Regions from separate parts of the Homo sapiens genome. Here region 2 is linked to region 1. A link is a loop called in an ENCODE intact Hi-C map of the cell type or tissue named here. Cell type or tissue: GM12878. All regions are shown on one strand. Each heading gives the region's core, and the rest is flanking DNA. Links, peaks and the distances in the headings are about the cores only.

Region 1 (15,923 bases), core at 4,654-12,653:
AACAAAAACAATACAGGAGACACATAGATTATGGCCAAGACATTCTATGTGGATGTTTGACTAGAGTTGTCAAGCCACTGATTAGCTTTGTGTCAGCAGGATGTAGCTGGCTTCTCCACCTACTGAACACAGATAACTTTTTACACTTAAAAAAAAAAAAATCAAACCCAGGACTTATACCGTTATTTTATATTTAACCTTAAAATAGTAAATTTTTTTGGGAAACAAATGAGTTGCCATAGTTAACACTGATGTTACTAATTAAGATGCCAATTCAAATCCTAGATAGGCATTTGAAAAATGATTCCAGAGCTCATGATTTTCTAAGTATCAAACCGATATCTCAGATACTCAGGATTTGAGATTTTAACAATCATGTTACTACTTAAAACATTTCTGTGGCCGGGCGTGGTGGCTCAACGCCTGTAATCCCAGCACTTTGGGAGGCCAAGGCGGGCAGATCACGAGGTCAGGAGATCGAGACCATCCTGGCTAACATGGTGAAACCCCGTCTCTACTAAAAATACAAAAAAATTAGCCAGGTGCGGTGGCGGGCGCCTGTAGTCCCAGCTACTCAGGAGGCTGAGGCAGGAGAATGGCATGAACCTGGGAGGCGGAGCTTGCAGTGAGCCAAGATAGCACCCACTGCAGTCCGGCCAGGGCAAAAGAGCGAGACTCCGTCTCAAAAAAATAAAACAAAACCAACAACAACAACAAAAAACATTTCTGTAATCCCAGCCCTTCAGGAGGCTAAGGTGGGAGGATCGCTTGAAGCCAGAAGTTCAAAACCAGCCTGGGCAACAAAGCAAAACCCTGTCTCTACCCACCCACCCCCGCCCCTCAAAAAAAAGGGAAGGAAAGAAAAGAAATAAAACATTTCACATTTTCTTAATTGCTAACACCTAAAGCACACTAATATTTTACAATTATGATCAAGTTGTACTCATCACATTGGTCATATTTTTCAACCCATCTCAAACACTTTTAAAAAATGGGATTAGTCAAATGGCTAATGAAAGTCAGCTAAGATTTAGAACTTGTCTACTTAAAAGGAAGAGAAAACATGCAGGAGTCATCCCTAAGCAGTAAATTTGTAGAATTTCAGGGTTAGGAATGAAAATATTTTTATTTAAAGGTTAAATTAAGAAGTTGGTTAATGGGTACAAAAATACAAAGTTCTAGGATTTGATAGAAGAGTAAGGAAATTATAGTTAACAATAAATTATTCAAAATAGCTAAAAGAAGAGAATTTTAATGTTCCCAACATAAGATAAATGTTTGAGGTGACAGATATCTCAATTACCCTGACTTAATAGTTACACATTATATATGTATTAAAATATCACATGTACCCCCCAAAATGACAACTATGATATATCAGTTAAAAAAAGATACCAAGAACCTATGCTTACATGAGTCCTAAACATTTCTTTTAACCACAAGTTTCTAGCTTACGTGTATTATCACACAATATCAAATTTCTTTTTGTAAGCATGAGGAACATCCCTGTAAGTCTTCTGACCTATCCTACTACTGAATGTGGAGCTCTTAGTTACATGATCATGTTCTGGTTAAGACTTTCTTTGTGAAATATTTTAAAGGGAGCAAATAATGAGTTGTGAGGAATAGACTATCGGATTGTATAAAAATCTGTATCATAAGTATTTTAATGTTCTGATGAGTCATATTTTAAATCAGTGCAACATTTTTGTCTTTGGGTAGTCTCAGCTTGAATAAGAACTGAATTACGTCGAGATTAGAAAAGAAAGAAATTCACTTTGAGGTCATTTTTACCTTTGGAACATCCTTAAGCCCCTATGTTTTTCTGAGTTTTCTGGTTATGTTCCTAGCCTTATAGATATTTGTGTTTATTTTCACTTTTTAAACATTTCCAATCAATCCTGAATTTTCTGAGCTTCTAGTGATATTCTCTTGCCTAAGAGGAAACAAGAGTGGAAGAGCAAGCGGCTTTCTAGAAAAGGCTACTGGGCTCCTTCATTGTAAATTCAGGTTATTCTAGGCCTATCCCAGATAATACATATCACATTTCTTCGAGCCTTCTCCAGATCATCTCTAGATTTGTTTTTTAAGTTATTTACTACTCAGCACTGACTCTAAGTCAATCAATCACCTGCCCGTAGGAGAGGAAAAGGGGAAATGAGAACTTCAAGAGAACTGACAAGAAATATGCCACAAGTTCTTCGGAAACTCTTTGTACACATGATATTGTGGAATAGGGATTTGTCCAACGCTACAAACTCGGATGAAAGTGGTAGGTACATTTTACTTTGTGCAGCACTTTGTCACAGAATGAGATGCAGCGAATTCAGAAGTATCTCCCTAATGATATCTCCATTGGTTGTTAAAACAAAATTCCTGGAGGGCTCCAGCATTTCAAAGCAGAAAGCATGACAAGTTAAGTATTAATTTTCAGCCTTTCACCATCCATGTGTAACATGTCTCATAAAATCCTCTGTCTAGTGGTCTGTTAAGTGTTTTCTGCATGATTTCATATCTAAATTTGCACAAAAGAACCACTTGTTTATCAATCTTTTGTAGCCCACAATCTGTAGCCTGGTATCAGCTACTTCCCTCTCATTTTTGGTATTCAGCTTACTAGAGTTCATATATGCAATTTCCAGGAACTTTAGGGTGGTCTGAATTGAAACAAAAACTTCTAATTGGTCAGTGATTTTTCTATCTTTTTTTCCTTGCCACTTCTTGAAGGTGGAGGAAGAAAACTCAGCATAGCAGAGGAATAATTCACTTACAGTTTTTTGCAAGTTTTGCAAATTGCTTATTTCTGAAACTTTCTATATGTGCGTCAAATAACAAAGGATTCATTGTGAACATTGTCTTAATAATAACAAAAACAAAGACAGATAATATCAATTGGACTATCTGCCCTTTGGCATGCCCTGTGCTAGCACATTATTTCACGTGACCACACTCCTGTGAAGTAGGTACTGTCACGATTCCCTCTTAATGAAGAGGGAACTGAAATGGGGCACTGAGTAGCTTATCTAAGGTCATCTAGCTTGGGAATAGGGGAGATTCTGTCTGTCCTATACTGCTTTCTTTAGCTGGAAAGAATCATCTTCAAAAACAAGCTGTGAAGTCTCATAAATTGACATCCACTTAAAGATGGCAGATTGAATGGATGTGTTTATTTTTGTTCCTTGCTTCATCGTGAAAAAACTGAGAGCAACGGATTGTGAAACTGTAAGTTCACTGGAATTAAAAGTAAAAGGATGAGTTGTCACTGACTTATCAGGAGAGGAAAACCCAAGTGCCTACAGAGAGTGAATCAAACATGAGGGATGCTAACGTGAGCAGCAGAAACCTTGATCACTAGATTCCTCTGAAGGTGGGGAAGAGGAATGGAGCTTAGTACAAGAAGACTGGCTGAAAGTTTGTAGGAAGGCAGCTGAATCCCTTCCCCCATTTCTTGTAGGTAGTCAACCATTCCTCCTCTACTACTCTAGAATACAGAAAGCTCACTTTATGGAGATGGAGAGCCAAAAGGGTTTCAAACTCGGAAACATCTGGCACAGCAGAATGAACAGGTAAGAGAAGAGGGTGAAAAATGGGGGTAAGGAATTAGATGGATGCATATGTCTACTAAATGATAAAAGCCAACCCCCTTCCCTTACTCAGGCTCCAAATGCTGTCTGCCAAGCATGTTACCTGCCCCCACAACCACCCCCACCATCCCAAGGAAGGTGGCTGAATATCTGTCTTTCTAGAGAAACTGATTAACCCAAGACCTGAAGATATTGGCACTTGGGGGTCTTGCCCAATCCTAGGGTAAAGCCTGCCCATTGACACATTCTAGCTAAGCATATAGTTTCCAATCAACTTGCTGGTGCCAAAGATCACGCTTTCCATGTTTATGGAAAGCCTCGAACATGAAATTTAGTCCAAATGCACACACAGAAAAACAACAACAAAAAAAAGGAATTTTAAGAAATAGAGACAATGCAGGGAACAGGGGAAAAACAAAACAAAACAAAATGACAATAACAATAGGATTCCCTCCTCCAAAATCCAATGATTAATATGAGGCAAAGGACACGATTGCATCCATGAGACAGAACAGAATGCCATGAAAGAATATAGAGAATGAGAAAGAACTCTTGGAAATTAAAAATACAATAGCAGAAATAACAGATTCAGCAGAAGGTCTGGAAGACAAAGGTGAAGAGGTCTAAAGAAAGTACAATAAAAATAGGCAACAAAAGAAAAAAGTGAGAACATCAATTAGGAGTTTTATTAATGTAATAATACAAGTTTCACAAAGAGAGAACAGGGAAAATGGAGAAGAAATTTAAAAATAAGAAAATTTTCAGAATGTATATACATGAGTGTTTTCAGATTGAAAGGGCCCACTATTTTCTATAATTTCTGAAAAATATTACATATCATCACAACATTTCAAAGTACTAGGGGTGAAGAGATAGTTTTACAATGAAAGTCAGTCATATACAGGATTAGAAACCAGATTGGCACTGAATTTTGCTACAGTAACTCTAGGAACTAGAATATGAAGCAATTCCTTCAACGTTCTTAGGAAAAACCCATACTCTTAAACCTAGCCAAACAGTCAGTTTAGTGTGAGGCTAGAATAAAGACACTTTTCAGACAAGCAGGGTCTAGAAGCTTAATGTGGTCTGTACCCTTTCTTTGGAAGCTACTGGAGAATGTGCTTCTGGTAAATGAGACGATAAAATAAAAAGTGAAATATATGGCACTTAGGAACCAAGGGAGCCAGGAGAAGAAGAGGGTAAAAGTACACGAGAATGATGTTGAAGGGAAGTCCTAGGAGAACAACTGTGCATTGATCCTAGGGAGCAGTAGTCAAGGGTGGAATGAATGATGGGGAATTCCGGGAGGGAGTTTTCCTGCCTTTAAGAGGCACTACTTTTGGAGCAGGAAAATGTCATGAGAAAAACAATGTTTAAGAAGATGCCCAGGCCAGGCACAGTGGCTTACATCTGTAATCCTAGCACCTTGGGATGCCAAGGCAGGAAGACTGCTTGAGCCCAGGAGTTCAAGACCAGCCTGGGCAACATAGCAAGACCCCGTCTCTAAAAAAAAAAAAAATTAGCCAGGTATGGTGGTGCATGCCTATAGTCCCAGCTACTCAGGAGGCTGAGGTTGGAGGATCCCTTGAGCCCAGGAGTTTGAGGTTGAGATCCAAAGCAAAAGCACAGTAGTTGCCCATGATGTAGTACCTAGCAAAACCCTAGAACTGAATTCAGCTGGTGTCTTCCTCCTTTGTTCTGACTAAAAAGACCAAGAAATTGGACAAAATTTAAAACGTGTACCTTCTTTTTATCCATTTCACTTCCCATTTTAGTTGGAACACAATTTATTTAGGTCGCTTACTAAATTAGTTGGACCTAATTTATTTAGGTCATTTACTACTATCACCAAGAGTTAAAACAGAACTTCATCTTAGAAAGGCAAGACACAGATGTCCTAGCCAGAGCAATCAGGCAAGAGAAAGAAATAAAAGGCATCCACAAAGGCATAAGAATGATACAGTGGACCTTGGGGCCTTGGGGGGAAGAGTGGGAGGAGGGCGAGGGATAAAATACTACAAATATGGTGTAGTGTATACTGCTCAGGTGATGGGTGCACCAAGATCTCACGAATTACCACTAAAGAGCTTACTCATGTAATTAGATACCACCTGTACCACAATAACTTATGGGAAAATAAAAAAACAATTAAAACGAAATAAAAGGCATCCAAAAGGAAAAAAGGAATTCAAATTATCTCTTTTCACTGATAATATGATTCGATATCTAGAAAATTCCTAAAGACTCCACCAAAAGGCTACTAGAATTGATAAACAATTTTAGAAAGGTTTCAGGATACAAAATCAATGTACAAAAATCAGCAGCATTTCTATACACCAGTAATGTCCACACTGAAAGTCAAATCAAGAACACAATCCAATTTACAATATTCACAAAGAAAATAAAATACCTAGGAATACAGCTAACCAAGGAGGTGAAAGGTCTCTACAAGAACTATAAAACCCTACTGAAAGAAATCAGAGACAACATGAATAAATGAAAAAACATCCATGCTAATGGATTGGAAAGATCAATATTGTTAAAATACCCATACCACCCAAAGCAACTTACAGATTCAATGCTATTCCTGTCAAAGTACCAATGTCATTCTTCACAGAATTAGAAAAAACTATTCTAAAATTCATATGGAACCAAAAAAGAACCCAAATAGCCAAAGCAATCCCAAACAAAAAGAACAAAGTTGGAGGTATCACATTACTTGACTTCAAGCTATACTGCTAGGCTACAGTAACCAAAACAGCATGGTACTGGTACAAAAACAAATACATAAACCAATGGAACACAATAGAAAGCTCAGAAATAAAGCCACAAACAACCATTTGATCTTTGACAAGGCTGACAAAAACAAGCAATGGGGAAAAGGACTCCCTATTCAATAAATGGTGCTGGGATAGCTGGCTAGCCCTATGCAAAAGAATAAAACTAGACCCTTACCTTTCACCATATACAAAAATTAGCTCAAGATAGATTAAAGATTTAAATATAAGACCTCAAACTATAACAATCCTAGAAGAAAACCTAGGAAATAACCTTCTTGACCTCAGCTTTGGCAAATCATTTTTGGTGAAGTTTCCAAAAGCAATTGCAACAAAACCAAAAATTGACAAGTGGGATCTAATTAAACTAAAGAACTTCTGTACAGCAAAAGAAACTATCAACAGTGTAAACAGACAACCTACAGAATGGGAGAAAATATTAGCAAACTATGTACCAAACAAAGGTCTCATGTCCAGAACCTATAAGGAACTTAAATCAACAGATAAAAAAGAATCCCATTTAAAAAATGAGCAAAGGACATGAACAGACACTTCTCCAAAGAAAACATACAAGCAGCCAACAAACATATGAAAAAATGCTTATCACTAATCATCAGAGAAATGCAAATCAAAACCATGATGAGATACCATGTCACATCAGCTACTATTAAAAAGTCAAAAAACAACAGATGCTGGTCAGGCTATGGAAAAAAGGGAATGCTTACATACTGTTGGTAGGAATGTAAATTAGTTCAGCCCCTGTGAAAAGCAGCTTGGAGATTTCTCAAAGAACTTAAAATAGAGCTACCATTCAACCCAGCAATCCCACTACTGGGTATATACCCAAAGGAAAATAGATCATTATACCAAGAAGACACATGCACTAGTATGTTCACTGTAGCACTATTCATAGTAGCAAAGACATAGAGTCAACCTAGGTGCCCATCAGTGGTCAACTGGATAAAGACAATGTGGTACATATACATCATGTAATACTATGCAGCCATATAAAAGAATGAAATCATGTACTTTGCAGTAATGTGGATGGAGCTGGAGGCCATAATCCTAAGCAAATTAATGCAGGGATGGAAAACCAAATACTGCATGTTCTCACAAGTGAGAGCTAAACATTGAGCACACATGGACATAAACGTAGAAATGACAGACACTGCTAACTACCAGAAGGAGAAGAAAGGGAGGAGGCTGTGGGTTGAAAAACTACCTATTGGATACTACATTCACTACATGGGTATAATATACCCATGTAGCAAACCTGCACATGTATCCCCTATATCTAAAATAGAAGTTGATTTTTTTTTTTTAAAGGGACAGCATCTCATCTGCCTGAAGGATGAACTCTATCTGACCTCTCAAAGTGTCTGCTGAACCCTGGGCTGAGTGTGGTGGCTCATGCCTATAATCTCAACACTTTGGAAGGCTAAGGCTAGAGGATCGCTTGAAGCCAGGAGTTTGAAACCAGCCTGGGCAACAAAGCAAGACCCTGTCTCTACAAAAAAGAAAAAAATTAGCCAGGCATGGACAACAGAGTGAGACCTTGTCTCAGAGAAGAAAAAAATTAAAAATGTCTACTGAACACAAGGTGTACAACACCTTAAAGAAGAGAGCATGAATGATCCTGGGTACCTGGAGTAATAAAAATAAAGTGAACACTTCATAAAAAAGAAAAGCAAGATGCATTATTGTAATGCAAAATAAGAAAAATACAAGTTTCTCTCTAGTTGATACCTTGATGAAAATGGGGTCCTCAGCGTAAATCAACTTTTCAAGTTACAGGACCTTCAGGATTCATCTAATTCCTTTTAGAAACTTCTGACAGTTTTTAGTAAAAATAAAAAATTCCTAACATTTCTCTCCAGTAAGGCAGCTGTTCAGTATCAGGAAGTCTTAATTATGATAATAACCACATATATTTCTGCTTTTCAAAGATAGAATAATTACAACAAACATGAAGTGAAACTCTTGCTGTTGTTCTAGAATGCTTCATCATGAGTAATCCTATCTGTGTAAAATTGTTTTGTGATAGAATAAAAATACACATGAATATTTCACATTTGAGTTAGAGGATGCCCTTTGAAGAAAGCAGTGGCTATGAGGGAAGGGAAGGCACATAAAAACAGTCACCTGGAGCAAGAATTTGCCCCTGTAACTAGCACTGTTTGGAAGACTAAGCTACTCTTTTTAGAGTTTTAGTTTTTTCTAAAACTTTATTTTAGAAATTAAAGAGAACAGGCTGGGTGTGGTGGCTCACGCCTGTAATCCCAGCACTTTGGGAGGCCGAGGCGGGCGGATCATGAGGTCAGGAAATCGAGACCATCCTGGCCAACATGGTGAAACCCCGTCTGTACTAAAAATACAAAAAATTAGCCGGGCGTGGTGGCAGGTGCCTGTAGTCCCAGCTACTCGGGAGGCTGAGGCAGGAGAATGGCGTGAACCCGGGAGGCGGAGCTTGCAGTGAGCAGAGATCGCACCACTGCACTCCAGCCTGGGCAACAGAGCAAGACTCCATCTCAAAAAAAAAAAAAAAAAAAAAAGAAATTAAAGAGAATAAAATATATTGTTCTTTTTCACTGCATTGTACTCAAGCCACCTTTTATGTCTTTTAGGGTTTTTTTGTTTCAAACATTGAGCATAATGATACATCCCCGAAACCAGATGGTATATGAACTATTTTAACAAAGAAACAAGGAAAAGAAAATATTTGTGGTCTTTCCAGAAATCTTTTACAACTTACTCATTTAATGGCAATTACTAGGAAAGCAGAAGTTTGAAATTGTAGCTGAGGCATATAATTACCCATTTTTGACCTATTTATAAACTTCTCTGAGCGAAAAGAAGAGTCGATGGCTACACCTACTCTTTTCCATTGCTGACATATAAAGTGAAGTGAAAATATTTGGCTAGGCATTCAACTGTTAGTCATTCAATTGTTTCACTAGCTTCACATCCAGAGGCTCACAGCTGGAGTCTCTCAAATGCTACCTATTGTGGATACATACATCATTACATTTAAATAACAAAACAGACCTAAAGAACATTGTGAAATGGAGCAGAGCATAGAGCAGACATTCCCAGGGCTTCAGAGTCGAGATGGTGTACAGTAGTGAGCTCTAGGAAAACACAGTGGGAATGTAGATACAGAAATTAAGTAAATGTACATATTTATGAAGGCCTTTCCTCTCAGCACCATAAAAAACCCTTGCAGTGAGTGTGCATCCTCATGACAGCCTTGGGCAAGAGGAGCCAGTATCATCCTACCAGGAAACCTTCACATACAGAGGTTGGAAGGCATGAACCTGGTATGCTCCTAGAGCAAAATCTGAGGTTCTGATCGTAATTATGGTTTCTCTTTGAATAATGAAGCAAAGATGTGTGTGTTCAAATTGACGTGATTTATCCAGCCAACTTATTTTAGAAAAATCTACATTTGACAGAATCAATTTAATATGTTCATCATTCTTAAAATCAAATGACATACTATCTAATTCCTTGTCACATATGGAAAAGGTTTTTTAAAAACCACATTGACTCCACTGTCATCCACAAGGTTTGTGTAATCATCACTTTAGTCAGGTAAGGAAACAATCACTCTCAGATTTGTTGAGAAAATGAACTCTCTGGTTTCATACTTGTAATAGAAACCAATTAAAATAAACCTCCCTGTAACTAATGTTCTCACTATTAGGTGATGTATTAGTATGAATGAAAAACTCACACATTTGCAGAAAAAATAAATCAATGGTAAAAAAATTGTCAACCTAATGTATTTCAGCCTGTAGTAGACAAAAATAAATTCTCTAGTAGTAAAAGTTGTAAACATAAAATGAAATTAAGCAAATATGAATTAGAGAGTCATTAGTTGAGAACAATCATTTTAAAATACACAAATGAGGAATTGGGCTTGTTCAATAAAAACCCAATTCAACACGAGGTCAAGAGATCAAGACCATCCTGGTCAACGTGGTGAAACCCTGTCTCTACTAGAAATACAAAAAAATTAGCTGGGCACGGTGGCACGTGCCTGTAATCCCAGCTATTCGGGAGGCTGAGGCAGGAGAATTGCTTGAACCTCGCAGGCAGAGGTTGCAGTGAGCTGACATCACACCACTGCACTCCAGCCTGGCAACAGAGTGAGACTCCACCAGAAAAAAAAAAAAAAAAAAAAGCCCAACTCAAAGTCGTACTTAGAGGTTAGTAACCACAAAATGGATCATGGTGCTACCACGTAACTAAAATAAATAGGAGGCTAAAAAGTAAGTAGTAATTATATTGGAAATGGCTCTATTTCCTTCCAACTGCAAGTAATCTTAGTCACTCTTCATGAAATAGCAGCAAGTGATCCTCAGGACGATGCTTTTGCTTCTCAGCATCAGATGGTACAGAGTAGTGTGCTCTAGCACAACACAGTAGGAATGCTGACACAGAATTTCTGTATCTGCTCTAGCATCCAGAGGTTCGTAGTGCAAAACTCTGCACTATAGCTTTCTTCCTCCTCATCTTCCTTCTCCAATTCTCCCTTGAATCCCTTTTCTAGATCTCTTCTATTGCCTATGGGATTCCTTGGCTGTTTCTAACCAAACTCTGCTTCCTCAAACCTTTTCCTTAGAAATGCTTTGTCTTAACTGAAGTCTGGCTGTCCCTGATGATGTCTCCAGCCTCCTCAGTATCCTTCTGAGCAAGGAGGGTTCTGCAGGGTCCTTGTTTCCCAAGGCAACTCTCAGAAGAGTTTTGCCATCACTACGAAATATCTGTTCCTCTTTTGAAGTTGGTGCACTCCACCTACAGTCATTCTGTCTTCCCTGCTTGTCACCAACAACCTTGGTCATTTCCTCACTTTTCTCAGTGACTTTACTATTTAGCATTTGGTTTTCTGCCATCACTGTTGGCCACCATCCATGTTAATGTTCCTTCTAACATCCTGGCTTCATGGTTCCCTGACCACTTCCTCTGCTCCTGCGACCTTAACTTCCACTTAAACTATCCACTCGAACAGATGCATCTTACATTCTTTTATCACTTGGAAAGAGTTTAAGTTTTTTAAACTTTCAGAATCCTCTCTTTGATCACAACCACTGCTCCCTCTCCATATTTTCTCATCTGACACTCCCCATTTTCATTCTTGGTATAACTTCCATTTTCTTGATTCCTTTCTCTTTTCCCCTCAAGCCTTAATCTTGTTGAATCTGTTTCCTTTTCTGAACCTACACACGGCTTGGCTGATAATCTCAGTAATGTTTCTCAAGGATCATCTAATTAAATACCATAACATCCCACTGTGCCAGTACTGCCAAAGACATATGTCCTGTTTCTACCTTCACAGTGCTCATTATTGCTGAAATAAAGTCATGAAACCATGCTCACTGAATTGAATGTGGGTTTACACTCTTGAAATTCAAATGGGTTCTCTTGATTGCCAGGAAATATACACATTCCTTTTTTGGTATTCTTTCTCTCTCTTAGTTCTCCACCCTTTTCGTGCTTTGTAATATTACCCACAGTTACCACAACTGTCTTTCCTCTTTCAGCAGATGCCTTCATCGCATACTTTCCTGACATTATTGTTATTTGAATTGGAATCTTAGTCTTGCCTTCATTGCATCTTTTCTCCTTCACCATTGTCTCTGAGGGTAAAGTTTTCATCCTACTTTCTGTGGAAGGCCTTGTATGGATTATACTGTAAATGTTGGTCTTTAAAGTATTTGGTTTACTTTTAACTTTAAAATTGGCCAGGTGTGGTGGCTCACGTCTCATAATCTCAACACTTTGAGAGGCCAAGGCAGGCAGATTGCTTGAGACCTGGCTGGGCAACAATGGCAAAACTCCATCTCTACAAAAAATAAAAAAAATAGCTGGGTGTGGTGTTGTGCACTTGTAGTCCCAGCTACTTGGGAGGCTGAGGCAGGAGGATCACCTGAGCCCAGGGAGGTCAAGGTTGCAATGAGCTGTGACAGACCACTGCACTCCAGCCTGGGTGGCAGAGTGAGACCCTGGCTTGAAAATACATACATACATATATACATAAATAGCTTATTCATATCATATTCATTTAAACACCTGAGATGTACAATTAAAGGGATAAGAGTTTTGTTTGGTGGGGGCAGGTGTTGTTGGAAAACAGTGTTTGTGGAGGAGTAAAGTTATTTTGGAATATAGGACATTTTCTGGGGAAGGATTCCTAGGAAGAGTTCTAAAAATCCAGATGGAATCCTGAAGGTCATTGGTTTCTAGAAGGAGATCCCACACGGGAGGTGAGAACATTCAGTGCCAGAGCATTCCACTTCTGAATGTGCTCAAAATTAAGCTTACTTAGCAAGCAACTATTATTTAACAAGAAGCATCCATGATGAACAGTCAAATGAACTGAAGTTTAATGGAGGAAGGAGGATGGAAGAGAAAGGATCAAAAGTACCTATTTATTTTAAAATAATACTTTGTAATTATAAAAGCATTATGTCAAAAAGTTGGAAAATCAGGAATAGTTAATGAGAAGATATAATCTGCCCAAATTTCCAGCACTCAAAGAACCACTGGTTACACTTTGGTGTATTTTCTTCTAATATATAATATACATTTTAGTTGGTTAAAGTGTATTATTTTTTATTTTTTCATAAAATTGACATTAAGTTACATATATCATTTTGTCTATTTTCACTTAACACTATATTGTTCATATTTTCCATCAAATTCATAGCTTTATCTATGAGCATATTGTTCATATGTGGCTCCATCTTATCTCTGAGCTTAGCCACTCCCCCTTTTAAAATAAAAGGTCTCTACCCAGTAGGGATGACTATTTTCACCTTACTTTGTAATTACTAAAAGAGCTCTCCTACGCACTTAGGTAAAATGAAGATATGTTGAAGAAATATTGTTATCATCATGTATTCCTTCATGTAAAACACCTAATATTTGAAATGGACATATGGTATTTCTTATGGATGATTGAGTGCCACTTCAAACACAGATAGGGTATCTGCAAGTATTTCCAATTATATTTCAGACATCAAATAAAACTCCTAATCATAAAAATAGAACTCAGCTTTCTTCTGGAAATGTAATTAAACATTACATTCACCAAGAGACTGGCACAGCAAAGCACAATTAGCCTAATATCTAAGAATGTGGCACTGTGTCAGAGCCAGTATTTACATTAAAAAATCATGAGGATGAATGCACCTAAATGTTATTACTTAGTTAAAAAAGTTTTATACTTCAGGAAGCTCCTTGATTGGACTTCTCATTTTCAGGGAAGGGTTGTTTGCAAAGTGATCCAAGACCAACACTGCTAATGCAAATACCTTCACATGAATGAGTTTATAGGATATGCCTTTCTCTTAAGACAAGATTTATGGAACAATCGGGTATCTAAGACTGGGAGTGAGAGAAAGGAGGAAGAGAAATGCAAATGCAAAGTCATCATCACATTGTATTTATGAAGAGTTCATACCCGCATAGCCACGTACTGCAGAATTAGGACCCGTGACTACTCCTATGTTCCTTATCAACCTCCAATGTGTTTGGTGACTCAGAGTGTGTGTATAATTTTATAACAACAAACTGAAAAAAATGGTTTTCTGCTCTATCTTCCCTAATATTTTGAAGACCCCTCTGGTCCACACTTTATGCTTTTGCCATTACTAAATTGCTTTGTTATTTGACTAGCCTTCGAGGATAATGAAAATCACTTAACCAGAAACAAAAGCTGGTGCATATTAAATCTTCAGAATCAAAAACTGAATGATGTATCTTTCAAACATTAAAGTGGGAAGAGAAGGCATTTGGGTTGCACTGAATCTAATTTAGGGATTGGCCATTCTTCTACAAAATTTGTATGATGCTGAAAGATGTGCAGCATTTTGTGTATATGTGTATGCATCTGCACGTTCTTGCCAAAATCATCGTAGAGATAACCAGGTTATAGATTATTCAAAGGTACTGCTCTTGTCTCTTTCATCTTTGTGTTTTCAGCACCCCACATTACCCAGCATTTTGCAGATGTTCAACTAACAGTGAGGGGATGAATGGTGTTCTACTATTCAGAACAGCACAGACATGGAATCAACCTAATGCCCATCAATGGTAGACTGGATAAAGAAAATGTGGTACATATACACAATGGAATACTATGCAGCCATATAAAGGAACAAGATCATGTCTTTCCCAGCAACATGGACAAAGTTGGAGGCCATGATCCTAAGCAAACTAACACAGGAACAGAAAAACAAATACCACATATTCTTACTCAGAAGTGACAGCTTAACAACAAGAACACATGGAAACTAGGAGGGGAACAGCAGACACCAAGGCCTGCTTGAGGGTGGAGAGCGGGAGGAGGGAGAGGATCAGAAAAATTATCTATTGGGTACTATGCTTATTGCCCAGGTGACAAAATTATCTGTACACCAAACCCCTGTGACAGGCAAATATATAACTAACGTACACATGTATCCCCGAACCTAAAATACAAGTAAGAAAAACTTTTTTAAATAATACTTTTGGCTGGGCATGGTGGCTCACACCTGTAATCCTAGCACTTGAGGAGGCCAAGGCGGGCAGATCACCTGAGGTGAGGAGTTCAAGACCAGCCTGGCCAACATGGTGAAACCTCGTCTCTACTAAAAGTACAAAAAAATTAGCCAGGCAAGGTGGCGGGTGCCTGTAATTCCAGCTACTTGGGAGGCTGAGGCAGGAGAATCACTTGAACCCAGGAGGCGGAGGTTGCAGTGAGCCGAGATTGTGTCATTGCACTCCAGCCTGGGTGACAGAGCGAGAATTTTTCTCAAAAAAAAAAAAAAAAAAAAAAAGAAGATTACTTTTGATAATTACTTAGGTCATTGAAACTTAGACTGGTGGCTGGGAGCAGTGGCTCACGCCTGTAATCCCAGCACTTTGGGAGGACAAGACGGGTGGGTCACGAGGTCGGGAGTTTGAGACCAGCCTGACCAACATGGTGAAACCCCGTCTCTACTAAAAATACAAAAATTAGCCAGGTGTTGTGGTACACGTCCATAATTCCAGCTACTCAGGAGGCTGAGGCAGGAGAATTACTTGAACCCAGGAGGCGGAGGTTGCAGAGAACTGAGGTCATGCCACTGCACTCCAGCCTGGGCAACAGAGCGAGACTCCGTCTCAAAAAAAAAAAAAAAAATTAGATTGGCAACAATAGAGAAAGGAATTATCAATCATTTCTACAATAAATATATACAATCACTTAAAAATAAGACTTTTTAATTACTCACATGAAACATCTCTAAAATCTACTGCTAAATAGAAAAGGCATGGTGCAGAACAGTATATGTGGTGGGTAGGCACTTGTCTAAAAATAAAAGAAAAAATACACATTTTATATATACGTATATATTTGCTTGATAGGCATGTAAACAATCTCTGGCAGGATACACAAGACAGTGACAACTGGTTACTGAGTCCGAGAGGCAGACTTTTCAGTGCATATATTTCTTTATACTTTTAACTGTGTGATTGTATTACCTAGAAAAAACAAATTTAAGTTGAAAAGAAATGAAAGTAATGGCTAGCTAACTGA
Region 2 (15,923 bases), core at 4,076-12,075, 130 kb before region 1:
TGCCCAACAGAATTGGACATTTTTGGCTTAGAGAATTAAAGCACAATGACTGTTCCTGAAAATCAGTACAGTAGTCATAATAAAACTTTTTTCTTGGCTGGGCACAGTGTTGCATGCCTGTAATCTCAGCACTTTGGGAGGTTGAGGTGGGAGGATCACTTGAGCCCAGATCTTGAGACCAGCCTAGGCAACACAGTGAAACCTCGTCTATGCTAAAATAAAAAAAAAAATTAGCCAGGTGTGATGGTGTGAGTCTGTAGTCCCAGCTACTTGCTTGAGCCCAGGAGAACAAGGCTGCAGGGAGCCATGATCATGCCACTACACTCCAGACTGGATGACAGAACAAGATCCTGTCTCAAAACAAAGCAAACAAAACAACTTTTTCTTTTTAAAATTGAACTACTTATTATAACTGCAGACATTTCTATACAATATTTCTTTTTAATCTCTTGAAATTAAATCCTATTTTTTAAAGAATACACATGATTAAATACAAACAAAAAACCCCTCCAAACCCTATTGGATTTCCAACCTCAGCTCACAACTGATACCTTATACAAAAGTTAACTAATATCAGTCTTCAACAGGCCAGGGATGGTGGCTCATGCCTGTAATCCCAGCACTTTGGGAGGCCGAAGGGGGAGGATCACTTGAGTCCAGAAGGTTGAGACCAGCATTGGCAACAAAGTGAGACCCTGTCTCTACAGAAAACTAAAAAATTAGCTGGGCATGGTGATGCATGCCTGTAGTCCCAGCTACTCGGGAGGCTGAGATGGGAGGATCAACTGGGCTCAGGAGGTCATGATCTTGCAGCCACAACACTCTAGCCTGGGGGACAGAGCGAGACCCCATCTCTAAAAAAATAAAAAAAAATTAAAAAAAATCTTCAACATAAATGTGAATCTAAAACTATAACATTTCAAGAAGGAATCATAGGAGAAAATCTTTGTGACCATAAGTTAGGTAAAGATTTCTTAGATAAGACAACAAAAGGGTGATCCATAAGAGAAAAAAAATTGATGAACTGGGACTTCATCAAAATTAAAAACCTCTGCTCTTCAAAATGCAAAAGATATAAAGAGAACACTGAAAGTACATCTTCATCTCTTACTTTTTCTTCCCAGTCCAATTTCCCTCTCCAGCATCAACCAAATACTGTTACCATTTCTCAAGTTCCCTCCTAAGCCAGCCCATACATAATAAGCATATAGATATAAGCTGTATGGTGGTTCTAATGCTTTTTTACTTAGTTTTTTTTTTTTAATTCCATATTCAATAGATTTATTCGATTATTCAGTGTAGTCCTACACTCCCAAAAGCATTCACTGGTCATCCATGTAGCCGAGGCAAAATTCTTTGCAAGTAATTAGTTTTGAAGTTTACTTAAGCAAATATGGAAACAAAACATTAAAATTTTTAATTCGTTTGCCTTGGCTAAAACAAACAAAAAATATTTCCTAAGTTATCAGCTCACTGTGTATTATTTAGGCCATACTTCATATTTTAGCTATGTCAGCTGTGGTATCCTGGGGGAAAGATGTTGTCATGTGGGGCCTCACACCAAAATATTATTTGAAGTACATAGAAACCAGCTTCTTCAATTTCTTCCATTTCTTTGGGCATTGTGTTTTCAAATAATGAAATTCTCTCTTAAAGAAAAATGAGGATCTCTTTAGTCACGTTGAGGACTAGAGGAAGTATTTTCCTCAGGCTGAATTTTTTGTTTTTTGAGACTCTGTCATCCCAGACTGGAGTGCAGTGGCACGATCTCAGCTCACTGCAACCTCCGCCTCCTGGGTTCAAGTGATTCTTGTGCCTCAGCCTCCCAAATAACCGGGATTACAGACGTGCACCACCAGGCACAGATAATTTTTGTATTTTAGTAGAGACAGGGTTTCACCATGTTGGCCAGGCTGGCCTCAAACTCCTGACTTCAAGTGATCTGCCCACCTCGGCCTCCCAGAGTGCAGGATTACAGGCAGTAGCCACTGCGCCTGGCTCTCAGGCTGAATTAAAATCACCTTTCACACTCCACAGCACAACTTACTTCCCAGATGACTCACTCAACTATTGGAGTGAGCAAGAAGAGTACTCCCATCTCTCTTTTACTATCTTGTTTTATTTACTTCACAGCATTTATTACTGAAATGACTACACTGATGTATTTCTTTTTAGACTTTCTGCCTCTGCCCCGACTCCAGACCTGGGAGTCCGAGGGGGCTTCTGTCCAGCTGTGCATGGCTGTGGTTGAGGGTCTGGTGTCAACAGATCCTTCTCCACCATATCAACTCCATTTCTACCACTGGGATTGGCCCTTATTACTGTTACCTGGTTTGTACACTCAGCAGCAGTTTTCAGACGCGAAAAGATAAGAGATGAGCATTTAGAGTAATTATCATCAATTCTGCAGCACTGTTTCGGGTGTAAAGGTTGTGTGTTCACCCGATTTCACATCCTCCAGACCTGCACTGTCCCACTATGGTAGCCATTAGCCACATGTAGCTATTAAGTGCTTGAACAGTGGTTAGTCAGAATTGAGACGTGTTGTAAGTGTCAAGTACACAGCAGATTTAAAAAATTTAGTTTAAAAAGATATTGGAAAATGATCTTATGACAATTTTTATATTATTTACATGTTAAAATAATATTTTGAATATATTGGGTTAAACAACATGTACTATTAAAATTAATTTCTTTTTCCTTTTTAATGTGACTACTAGAAAACAAACTGCATATGTGGTCTTCATTGTGGTGGTTCACATTCTGTTTCTACTGTACAGTGCTCCTTGAGGCCTAGTTCTAAAAGTTCCCTCACTTCTCACAAGGGTTACTGTCTGTTTGTCCTACTAGAGGTTCGCCAGATGCTCTACTGAACAGGAATTATACAGCAGAGCCTCAGAATCTAAGGACTTGGTCTCTGAGGGACCGATATTTGGGGTAGTGGTGATAGATTTGTCCATGATAGTGGCAAAAAGTTGTCCTCCAATTTTTTACAAGTTTCCTATTTGCTGACTTCCCATCAAGTAATATTAGAAATGATTCTAAGCTTGCATTTCTCAAGCCTTTCCACTCTTCTAAGACATCCACACATGGTCAGCATGTCTGGGGCACCGTCGGTGCTACCCATTGACAGATGAGAGCCCTCCATCTCCAGCAGAGCCTTCTCCTTCAGGCAGTGAGAGAAGACTCCGCTTCCATAGACAGGATCATCCTGTTCAGATCAACTACAAGGCCACAGTTGTAAAGGAGTCAGTCCTGCCAGCAGCTGTGAGCATGGATAACTATCAGTCATGGGGAGGAAGCTGTCGCCTCCAAAGATTTAGGGTAAAAGGCAGAAGATAGCAGGCTGTGGGGTGGAGATGAATTTGACTTTTCTCTCACGTGAAATGCAGGTAAGCCCCGAGTCATGTAACAGAGCAAAGCAAAAATGTTGTAACACGTTGACAAGAGGAAGGAATGACCAATTATAACGCTGAGGTTTTATGTTTAAATGCTACAAATTTTTCTCCAGTTTATAAATACATTTAAATAAAAGTCTTAATGCAAAAGTACAAAAATGATAGTCTACTGTCTTAAGACGCACCGACTATTTTTATATTTAGAGTAAGGTGAGGGGGATGGGAGTGAATCCAGATTGAATAGTGCCAGACAATGGGCAGAACGGGACTCTTAAACACACATTATCTTTCTTCCAAGAAACTACTATTGCTTCCTTCTTAAAGCCCACTCTGGATTTTTTTTTTTAATTTTTATTTTTTTTGAGACTGGGTCTCATTCTGTTGCCCTGGTTGGAGTGCGGTGGCACTATCACGGCTCACTGCAGCCTCGACCTCCCAGGCCCAAGTGATCCTTCCACCTTAGCCTCCCAAGTAGCTGGAACCGCAGGTATGTGCCACCGTGCCCAGCTAATTTTTTTACTTTTGTAGAGATGGGGTCTCCCTGTGTTGCCCAAGCTGGTCTCCAATTCCTAAGCTCAAGCAATTCTCCTGAGTTGGCCTCCCAAAGTGCTGGGATGACAGGCGTGAGCACTCTGGAAAGTTAATACAATCTTCTGAACCAAGGTATTGTTATTAGTTATCCATCTTTTGACCCAAAAACCAGTATCTCAGAGAAACATGCCAAATTAAAGAGATTACAATGGATACTTTCTTCACACTCGAAATAAAAGATAGCATCTTAATAAAAGTATTTATGCTTGATCAAACTTTATAAAAACAAGATGCCGGGAAAAATATCTTCCAGCCCATTTATGAGTGTATAACTTAAAGAAAAAATGACCCCTGATGTACTAACTTTGTGTGGCTAAATATAGTTAGCAGCCCTCATGCTTCATAGCCCATTTTCCCCTGGAATTCAGCTAATATAAATAAAACAAATGAAGGGAACCTGGCCCCCCTCCATGAAAATTACATCATTCTTCCTTATTAGGAAAACTTCTTCAAATCTGAAATTTTGCTCTAAATAATCAGAGTTTCTATTTCTCAATGAATAACAAGGCAGGGGGCTGCCCTCATCAGAAGTGTTGCTGTGTGGGGAGCAATGTGTGTGACGTACAGGCTCATTTCAACAGTGATGCTTCCAACAGTAGTAATAGTAACACCAGGGAAAGCATTAAGGTGCATTTAGGAAAGCGCATGTCATTCTCTCCAAATTTTTGCTTTCTATATATTTTTGGATATATGCCTGTGTTATGGTAAACAGAAAGATGAGAAAGCAGAAATTCTTAGGTTCTTTTGTAATACTGGTTCTGACCAAAGATTTTTGTATCTGATTGATCTTGATTAACAGGATGATGCAGTGGTTAAAAATCTAAGGCAGATCTGCCACTGCTCCCTGAAACACACTTGAGTTTCCTCTTAAGTGATGTCTAATTTGTTAGACAACTTTAGGTTATCTATTTTTGCTCTCAGCCGTCAGCATATTAACACGCTAGCTGATCTAGGCTTCTTGGTATGAAAGGTAAGATTTATGAAGTTAATGTGTACACGTAAAATAAAAATCAATTAAAACAAATGTCTTCTTTAAACATTACCTTTCCATGGATTTAAACAGGGCTGCTTATCAGTTTGCTGATTCTACCTGGTGTTTCACCTTTCTTTCATCTTGACGTAAGGACTATTCTCATGAAAATTAAGTAAAAAAGAGTTGGAAAAAACACTTCTAAATGTGAAGTCTACAATGGGGTTCATGAAGCTAGTACCATATCCTAAAACAAATAATTTATAAATAAATCCTGAGATGTAATGGAGCATTAGGGTAAGCAAACAATGAAGTCGTCTTACAGAGCGCTGCCTCTGGCAGGCAGCATACACCAGCCCACTCACCGAGTTCTCATTTTCCACTTTGGCTAGCTAACAAAATCAGAGTAGTCAATCACACTGTTCATGAAAACATGGAGGGCGAGGAATGGCCATGAGAGAAGGGTTGTCGAGAGAAGGAAGACTGGTCTAGAAAATACGAGGATGGTTCCAACAGTTATAAGTTTATACTTCTAAATCTCTTCATTTCTGAACTTTTCTAACATTTATGTTTTCAAAAGAAAGAAAAACAAATATGCCTTGTGCTTTGTGCTCAGTTAATTGGACTGTTGGATGGTCCTCACTGTTTCCCATAAAGGGCCCCTGCACTGGCAAATTGGGAAAGCATTTCTATTCAAGGACTCCAAGAACTTCCCAGTTCCAAAGGACCCTTCCATCCTCTAGGAGTTTTATTCATATACTTCTTAACTGGTTTAGGAATGAAAGGTAATGCTGTACTTCTTAGCCATGTAGGCTCTGGAGTTAGACTGCCTGTGTTTAAATTTTAGACTCTATTATTTACTGGCTGAGTTTCTTTGATCACTTAATTTTTCTGAACCTGCTTCTTCATCTTTAAAATGGGGGTCATATATTTCTCAAAGGAAGATATAAAAGCAGCTGACAAACATGAAAAAATGCTCAGCATCACTAATCATCAGAGAAATGCAAACCAAAACCACGATGAGATACCATCTCACACCAGTCAGAATGGCTATTACTACAACGTCAAAACAACAGCTGCTGGCCAGGATGTGGAGAAAAGGGAATGCTTATACATTGTTGGTGGGAATGTAAATTAGGCCACTGTGGAAAGCAGTTTGGAAATTTCTCAAAGTTCTAAAAATAGAACTACCATTAGACTCAGCAATCCCAGTATTGGGTATATACCTAAAGGAAAATAAATCATTCTACCAAAAAACCCCACATGGTACATGTACACTTGCTCCTCATAGCACTGTTCACAACAGCAAAGACGTGGAACCAACCTAGATGCCATCAATGGTGGATTGGATAAAGACAATGTGGTACATACACACCATGGAATACTATACAGCTACAACAAAGAGCAAAATCATGTCCTTTGTAGCAACATGGATGCAGCTCGAGGCCATTATCCTAAACAAATTAATGCAGGAACAGAAAACCAAATACCTCCTGATAAGTGGGAGCTAAACACTGTGTACACACAAACATGAAGATGGGAACGACAGACACTGGGTACTCCAAAAGTGGGGAGAGAAGGAGGTGGGGAGGGGCTGAAAAACATCCTCTTGGGTACTGTGTGCACCACCTGGGTGAGAGGATCAATGGAAACCCAAACCTTAGCATCATGAATATACCCTTGTAACAAACCTGCCCATGTAACCAGTGAATCTAAAATAAATAAAATGGGGGTCATGATAGCACTTCCCTCCTAGACTGTGAAGATGAAATGTGGTAGTACATGTGAAGTATTTTGAGCAATGTTCAAGCATGCCTTTGATAAATGTGAGCTATTAGTATTCAGGACGGTCATGTAAATAATTCAGTGTCCAAATGTGGGCCCTTTAATCTGGGACAAAGGCTGAACTATATAGAACTCTAGACAACTGGCAGATTGACTGTCCTGGGGAAAAGGGAACACGTAGCCATCCCATTCATATTACATAATGTCAAGGTCACACACTGCACAGACAGACTGACTTACCAAAATTAACAAAATTTGTGTATCACTGGGTACTAGAGTGTATAAGAGATCAGATGGAATAAGAAAGCCTTAATTAAAAAATCATGAATTATAATTTAAAGCATTTAAGATAGACGTACCACTTACATGTTAATCACTCATTTTGCTGAACTTAGAACATTCCTTTTCAGGCTGGGCGAGGTGGCTCACACCTGTAATCCCAGCACTCTGGGAGGCCGAGGCGGGTGGATCACGAGGTCAAGAGATCGAGACCATCCTGGTCAACATGGTGAAACCTTGTCTCTACTAAAAATACAAAAATTAGCTGGGCGTGATGGCATGTGCCTGTAATCCCAGCTACTTTGGAGGCTGAGGCAGGAGAATCGCTTGAACCCGGGAGGCGGAGCTTGCAGTGAGCCAAGATCGCGCCACTGCACTCCAGCCTGGCAACAGAGTGAGACTCCGTCTCAAAAAAAAAAAAAAAAAAAAGAACATTCCTTCTCAGCATTATCCCAAATATATTGTAAAGTTTAGTTTAAATTATTTTTACAGTGTTTTCATCCTTCTTCATGGCCTCCTTCCCACAAATATCAGGAAAATGGGAACTGATGAGGAGAGTAACATTAAATAAAAAGGGAAGTACAAGTAATTTTATTGTTGTGCTCAGCACAGACGGACCCAATTACAGTCCTACAAGTACCTGGGTTGCTTCCCTCCTGACCTGGAGAACAGTCCCCTGGTACACTGTCATTGTGGAAACAGAGAAAACACATCTGTTAAAAATGAGCTTTAGTGGAAAAAATTCAGCTGGCATTCTCTTTTCCTCTCTGTCGTCCTTTTTTAATAGCACTCTTATGTAAGGTCGTTACTATATATAGTAGAGAACAGGGAGCTGTGATTTGACCTGTACAGAGGCAGTCAGATATGGGCCATTTCCTACCTTGGTGGGCCCAAAGGCAGCTGAACCTGCTGGACAGCAGGAGCGGCGGCACCTGGAACCCTTGCTCTTTGAGACCTCAGCACAGCTGCACGGCTGTTCTCTTCTTGCATCTTCAGCTTCCCACCTACAAAATCGGCACAGGGCCTACTTCTGATCTAACTCATTGGGGATGCCTGTGGAACCTCAGAGAACATCTGGGAAACATTTTTTTGGCTTTGTCAATACGTATTTTTCCTCTGTATATCCATCCAAGATTTATGCAAGAGCTAGAATTGTAACATTCCAGTCTAAGAAACCTAGACCGTCCTACCATCCCTGACCAGCTTGTCCAAGCAAGATAACTGCTTGTTTATTGTCTTTTTCTCCCACTACCAGTCTTTCTCAAGAGCAGAGTTCACATCTATTCTGTTCAACAATGTATTATCTTAGATACAGCATACCATCCATGAATGAATGAATGAATGAATGAATGAATGACTCCATGAGTAAACAGAGGCAGTAGTAGCAAACATTTACTGAACACTTACCAGGAGACTCTAGACAAATTTAATCTTTCGTACCTCTGTTTTCTCATCTATGTAATGGGGTAATAATAGAACCCACAGAGTAGGGCTGTTGCAGAGATTAAAAGAGAATAGTGCTTAGTTGTTACTGGAATCCTCTCTTCCTCTTTAGTCAGTGGCACCATCCCTGATCCTGTTTCACAAGTCAGAACCGCAGAAGTCAGAGCTGCCTGTCTCCATCCGTCTCATCTCAACCATCATGAGTCCTGCCTTTCCCTCTCCTACACTTCTCCCACACGCTGTTCTCTTCCATGCAGCCAGTTTCAAAAACCACATGGAATCCTGTGACTCTTGACTTCCCTGTCCCCAGTGACTTTCGCTTGCTCTTGGGATCAACTCCAAATTCCTTCACCTGGCCCACCAGGCCTGGTCGCCCCCTGTAGCCTCTTCTTTTCTCCCTCCCACCCCCATTCTCAGAGTCTCAGCCCTTCCCTTCAATGTGCGATTCCTCCTGACTGCACACCTGTCTCTGTCTCCCATTTAGCCTTCAGATGTCAGGTCAAACATCACTTCCTGAGGCTCTTTCCTCAGGCCTCCAAACCACACGAGGTCTTTCAGTTTCCTGCCCTCAGAGGTTGTGGCACATTTTTTTCGCAGCATCTGCCACACCAGCACTCCTTACATGTCTTTTATCTGGTCTCTAATAATTCCACGCACCCAGGCCCTTGAGGGTCTTTTCTAGCTTTGGTAAAATGCGAGCTGGGAGGGAGGATGCTGACAGAGGAGTGAGTAAAGGCTGGTCTAGAGGGCATCTGAGAGCTTCTGTGGACTTCTTCTAGAAGGACCATTGATCATCTGTAAAACAACCTGTATTTGACTTTTAAGGCCAAAATTTCTAAGGAAAAAAATGTCTGTACACACATGGGAAAAGCTAGTAATTATGCTGGCTAAAAGAAAAAGTTACTCTGTGAGATGCTCATATATGAAGTCCTCTCAGATGTTGCTATCTCACTTCTCATTTTCCTATCAATAATTAGCTATGTGTGACTTTTCTCCCTTTACACTGCAATGTGGTTTCTTCTGTTTTTCCTAAATGGCTAAAATTATGAAAACTAATTTATTAGTCCTAAAAAGTAAACTTGACATTTTTTGTAAAGTTTAACAGTAAATAAAGAGTTAATATTACCAAAAACAACTGAGGCAGGGAAAAGGGCAATTCCAGTGCAAAGTCTACTACCCACTGATATCTGTGATACATAAAATATTCTAAACACAACATGTAGGTTTCTTGATATCCACACCTAGAAAGCATTAGAGGGAATTAAGAGAAATTGTAGCCGATTAACTCATCTAAAAGCCCACAAAGCAGAATAAATCTAATTACCATGGCTTAAGGCAAATAATACCTCTTGCAAAATAACCAAAAATTCAAGCTTAAAGAGCAACTACACTCTTGTAGGCACTACTAACTTTGTGGATGGTTCTTTCCTTTTGAGACAGGGTCTCACTCTGTTGCCCAGGCTGGAGTGTGCAGTGGCATAGTCACGGCTCACTGCAGCCTTGACTTCCTGGGCTCAAGCAATCCTCCTGCCTCAGCCTCCCGAGTAGCTGGCACTACAGGTGTGAGTTACTGCACCCGGCTAATTTTTGTAGAGATAGTCTAGCTATGTTGCCCAGGCTTGTGTTTTTGTTTGTTTCTTTTCTTTTCTTTTCATTCTACCTTCTTTCCCAGCTCTCTCAATGAATTTAACAAATACTGATTGAGCTTTTACTACATGTTGGGTGCCAGAAATCTAGTAGTGATCAAAACAGACACAGCACTTGCCTTCATGAAGCCACATGAAGCCAGCAAGTACAGTGTGGCCTAAAACAGAAGAATGTTTAACTGCATGAAGGCAGGGTGCTTTGTATTGCTGGGCTTGGTGTATATTTCTTTGCTATCTAGTTTAATATATTGAGCTTTACATCTGTGCCAGCCTTGCATGTCCATATACCTTTGGCAGGCATTTCTAGTCAGGTGGCATGGGGCAAGGGGTGTGCTACGTTTTAAGTCCCTCATTTCTCCAGCCTGTCCAGGTAGTGTCTACGTCTCCAACTCACTCAGGAAGGCAGGAGACTTCCAGATTCACTCCACTGGTATCAAGAGTTAGGTTCTGGTGAGAGAGCTGGCAGAAGCTTCAGAGGACCTTGCGTCTTAGCCTCCTCTTTTTTTCCTGTCCTCAACAGCAAGTTGTTGCCTCTAATTTTCAGAAAATCGCAGCACATTTCCAGGAGACCTGAAATGCGGTGGACTGCTTCAACATTAGATTATTTTGGCAGACAGGGATAGTATTTAGTGTAACGTCACCTATATGCTTATCAAATAGGGGTAAGGGAGTCATAATTATTTTAATGTCTAATATTAACGGTTCTTTAATAAATTACTTATTAAAGTTCCAAGGTATAAGTCTTTTAATAGAAACAGGTTTCAGCCAGGCGTGGGGCTTATGCCTGTAATCCCAGCACTTTGGGAGGCCAAGGAGGGTGGATCACTTGAGGTCAGGAGTTCGAGACCAGCCTGGCCAGCATGGTGAAACCCCGTCTCTATTAAAAATACAAAAATTAGCTGGGCGAGGTGGTGCTCGCCTGTAGTCCCAACTACTAGGGAGGCCGAAGCATGAGAATTGCTTGAACCCGGGAGGCAGAGGTTGCAGTGAGCCGAGATTGCGCCATTGCACTCCAGCCTGGGTGAAACAGCCAGACTCCGTCTCAAAAACAAAACAAAACAAAAAACAGGTTTGGAATGAATGCAAAAAATCTACGAGAGACTGGCCAGTTGTACTATTAAGTTATCAAACAGTTTTATCCTGCCTCTCTCTTCCATTTTATATATTTAAGTCACTTTTAATTTATGGGGGTATGGAGGAGAGACATATTCTGGAGATGGAGAAAATAAAGGTAAGCCAGACTGTGGGTCCACAGGCTCTGCAGCAGGGAATAAATGTTGGTGCAATTGGCAGGTTAGAGACACATGGGAGGAAGGGAAGAGGATGTAAAGAGACAAAGACAAGAAGGGAGACTGTAGGAAGCTGTGTGTGTGCTGCTGGCCTGGGAGACGGCACCCACTGACCTCCTCTGGCCTCTCAGTCACACTTGGGCCAGATTAATTCATTCTGCAAACTTTTCTTGCCTGCCCATGGAATGCCAGGTACTGAGCTAGGGTTCGCAGACACATGCTAAGCAGCAGTAAAAAGAGCTTATTTTGTATAATACTCAGCTACTACTGAGCTAAAACTAGGAGAGCATATTAGAAATGACAGACTTAGGCTGGGCGCGGTGGCTCATGCCTGTAATTCCAGCATTTTGGGAGGCCGAGGCGGGCGGATCACCTGAGGTCAGGAATTCAAGACCAGCCTTACCAACATGGAGAAACCCCGTCTCCACTAAAAATAAAAAAATTAGCCAGGTGTGGTGGTGCACGCCTGTAATCCTAGCTACTCAGGAGGCTGAGGCAGGAGAATAGCTTGAACCTGGGAGGTGGAGGTGGTGAGCCAAGATCGCACCATTGCACTCCAGCCTGGGCAACAAAAGCAAAACTCCATCTCAAAAAAAAAAAAAAAAAAAAAAAAAAAAGAAATGACAGACTTACAAATTATATAAGTGAGAAAAGGAGACTGACTTTCCCTACAGTATACCGCATTTTTTCCAGGCTTTTCAAACAGGTTTGCAATGTGAACAATCGTTATCTTCTAGAGGACTTTTATGAAGGATTTTAGTAGTGCAGGCCTGGACATACCATATTAAAAACAAACCATTTTAGAGTCAGGGAAATGTTTCCCTCTTATCTTTTAAATTCTTGGTGGGGAGTAGGGGCTGAAGGGGGAGCATTCATTCCTTCCAGGAGCCAGGTTGCAGAAGAAAGCACTCTCACACAGGAGCAGGAGGGCTGAGGCCTCGCGAGCTACCCCCACGCTTGGTTCTGGCAGATCACTTACATTTCAGGACCTAGGCAGATGAAGTTTCCTGGCTATATGCTAAGACAAAACTTTTCCTGCTTAAAATCAGATCTTTCATTTTTTAGTATTGAGTATAAGGGAGGATTAAAGGAGTTTATTGCTTTAAAAATTAAGGAAATACACTGAAAAACTGGATAGGAGTTTATTCATTGTATTTTATGACACCAAAGATGAGCAAATGCATTCGTAAGTATACATAATAAAATAAATATAGCCTGGCATCTCTTTTAATGGAGGTAGCTTGGGGGTGAGAAGAGGGAATGGGGAAGATAAGCTGGGGGCCAGCTCTGAATTCTTTATGAGCCCCCTGATGCAGCCAGCCACACGTGGTGTGAATCTCAATAGTGCCAGTTCTTCTTTCCAAGGGTCAGTGTTTTTTTTTTTTTGCTTTAAAAATGGGGATAATAATACCTGTAATGAGATTTCTTGTAAAGTTTAAGTGAGGTTATAAATGTAAAAGTCTAATGTCAAATCTGGCTACCAAGAATTCAAATTTTCTTTCACTTTCCATCAATAATGATAAAACGTGAATATTAAGCATGGTTTGGATTGAAAACCTTCTCAGGGTCTCAAAGTCTAGTCGAGAATTCAATTCAGACTTTAAAAAGCAGACATTCAGTTCTCTCCAGATTTGTGAATGAATGCATTGTTACTAAAGAAGTTTCAGTGCCAAAATATACACTGTCTCTTCCTTTCTCCTTTTTCTTCTGCAGCTAAGTCGGCCAGAGCATTCTAGAAATCACCTTAAAAACGCATCCCTCTTCTCCTACTGGAGTTTATACAATGACAAAAATCTGATCTGGCTTTTTCAAAAAGCAAACAACAAAACATCCAAACAACATAACCCTGAGTCTTTAACAGAAAGCTGGTGCTTGCACCAGGGGCGTGCAGACGTCTGGAACGCATTACAATCAGCTCCCTAAGGGGCAGCTTATCTCTTCCTCTGATGCTATCGGTTTGCCAAGGAAAGTTAAAGACAAAAGTCAACTGTTGCACCCAGTTGGAATGTGAACATGTGGGAGAACCTGAAATATACTAAGACTAATTTATGTTCCGATGGGAGTGGCTCTCATGGTAAGGACTGAAGCAGTATATCCTGCTTTTTTAACGAATTTTTTAACGAAAAAAATTCTCACAGCCTGCAGGAAGAGCTACAAAATAACCCCCTCTCATCTTTACTGACTGTAGTTAGTACTCTCGTGTTGCATTTTAGGGAAAGTTCATTTGTGTCTGCAGTGGACTTCGAAGTTAATCATACCACAAAACTGTAGAGAATGAACATCTTGAAATTATTTCAGAAATAAGAGCTCCAGGTAGCCTTTGAGATTGGTAAAGTTTAGAAATAAAGTATACTTACAAAGCTGCATCTTATGACGTTGCAAAAGACTGATTTAGGATCATTATTTGGTGTGAAATACATTTTGCCAATGTAAGCCTTTCCTTTCAACTGTTTAAGGCATAGAATACTAGTACATTCTACATTTAATGTTTGAATTCTACCAGTTTTAGAGCTCAGAACTCAAATTAGCATCGTTCTAAGTTTGACAATAACCCTCTTTTTGCTTTTAATAGTGTCTCCCTTCATGTACTGAGTGTGCCTACGTTTTCCTCGAATTGTTTTCTCATCAGTGGTGGTGTGAGAAGCCTTCTTTTAGGAGAAAAAACACAGAACACCACCAAGTAGATCTGTGTCTAAGATGGCCAGTGCATTCGGCACACTCTCTGGGCTGACAGGCACTGAACAATGGCTCTTGCTCAATAGGCCTGGTTTCCAGTCACTGACAACAACGATCAGTACCTTCAATCTCTAAATTACACAAATTTACAGCTTTGATTTTTAGTCTTAGAAGCCATCAAGGACAGGCCCCAGGACAAAACAAAGTGGCTGGCTCCCATCTGCTGAGTAAGCAGAAGGGACAGTGGAGGAGTTCCTCTCAGTTTGCTTCACTTTCACTTTGCCCAGGGGTGGGGTGGGGTGGGGTGGGGTGGGACGGGGGTAGGGTTGCCGGAGGAGGCTAACTCAGTCCTCAGTCACCACCTGAGGACCACTCTCCAGGAACTTAGCACCCCCTGGGCTCAGTTTTCTTAGAGGTTAAATGAGTAGATTAGGCTAAATTCTGGCTCTAAAATTGAGTAACTATTACAGGGAAGTAAAAAATAATTCTGAATAATACTGATTGGGAAATAGAGTGTCAGAATTAGTTCTACAGCTAATTAGCTCTCTCTTAATATGCCTGGGACTTAGTTTCTTCCTTTTTTTTTCTTTTTTAGAAAAGGAATATTCATTGTGAGAAACTGAAGTATCAGAAAGTATAAGAGTATAACTGGATTGTTTGTAATACAAAGGATAAGTGCTTGAGGTGATGGATACCCCATTTACCCTGATGTGATTATTACGCATTGCATGTCCATATCCAAATAGCCCATATACACACCTATGTACCCACAAAAATTAAAGATAAAATATTAATTAAAAAATAAAGTGAAAGTAGTACGATAATAAAGTAAATGTAAAGAATTTCCCACATAACCACCAATCCTCATACAATTCCACTCCACAGGGCAAAACACCAATAAAATCTTGGTGCTATCTTTCCAGAACCTTTACTATACAAATATAAATACTTACAACACCCATATGTTTACATGTTTGGGTTTTTGTTCACAAAAGTTGGATGAAGCATATGCACATTTTCCCTCAGTGATCTTGTATCTTTCAACGATGTATCATGGGTATCCTTCCATGTTGGTACATGAAGGTTTATTTCATGCTTTTGAATGGCCTCATAGTATTCCATAGTATAAACCATTCTTTATTAATGATAGACATGCTCTCTTCAAGTACTCATTAGTGCAAATAGTGTAGCAATAAAGCTGCCTGTACAACTAATTTGTACTGTATACTTGTTTTGAGTTTTCTGTGGCAAACATGTCTAGAAATGAGATTATTGGGTCAAAGGATATGTGAATTTGACATTTTAATGGGTATAAATTGCCCTCAAAAAAGTTCTTAGGACTTTATCTGAAAACAGAGGAAAGAATAGATGATCCTTTTCTTTTTTCAACTGAGCTTCCAATTCAATTAAGAAGCCTTAAAAGCTGGAATGGCAGATGGGAGCAGCTTGCAATTCCAGTCCCCTTTCAACCAGCCCACTAATTTCAGGCCTTTTCTTTTTTAGCAAATATCAAAATTCTGTTTTGCTTTGGTCTCAATATTGTCAAATTAACATTTTTTCATGGTAATATTGCTAACCGTAAGCGAATTGCTTATTTCTAGTAGTGGGTAAGAAATGGATGTCCTGGTACCCACTGGATGCCATGGACATGTACCCAGTGATGGTGATGCTGACACCACCAGTGTGGGTACCATACCCACACTTTGAGAGCCTCAGCTTTTCAGAAAGCCCTTTAATTCTTCGGAAGAAGCCTGCAGTTAGAGGACTCCTATCTTCCTCTGGGTAGACTGTGATTTACATGTATTTGAATGGTAATCAGTCACCTTAATTAACATAGCTTTTCTGT

The links. Peaks named below come from ENCODE experiments on the same cell type or tissue, not always from the same donor. Only the 100,000 strongest peaks of a DNase experiment are listed, where the experiment ranks them.
Region 2: it touches region 1 in a loop (2.0-fold over the local background); 6 of 110 quality-filtered maps call a loop at or near these places.

What each region holds. Positions count from the first base shown.
Region 1 is chr4:168,718,513-168,734,435 of GRCh38, reverse strand. The region is part of intron 10 of PALLD (palladin, cytoskeletal associated protein); the gene reads right to left. Among named protein-coding and RNA genes, the nearest start is that of PALLD-AS1, 78 kb to the right of the region's middle. RefSeq lists enhancers at 41-540, 541-1,042. In GM12878, for the core only: no CTCF peak of the experiment used is centred there; a DNase peak (open chromatin) is centred at 9,292.
Region 2 is chr4:168,846,619-168,862,541 of GRCh38, reverse strand. All of the region lies in intron 10 of PALLD (palladin, cytoskeletal associated protein), which reads right to left. It overlaps LOC102723331 (a long non-coding RNA gene), which reads left to right. Exons shown (of 2, transcript XR_007058358.1): 2 at 1-15,923. Among named protein-coding and RNA genes, the nearest start is that of CBR4, 160 kb to the left of the region's middle. In GM12878, for the core only: no CTCF peak of the experiment used is centred there; DNase peaks (open chromatin) are centred at 8,581, 8,991 and 9,272.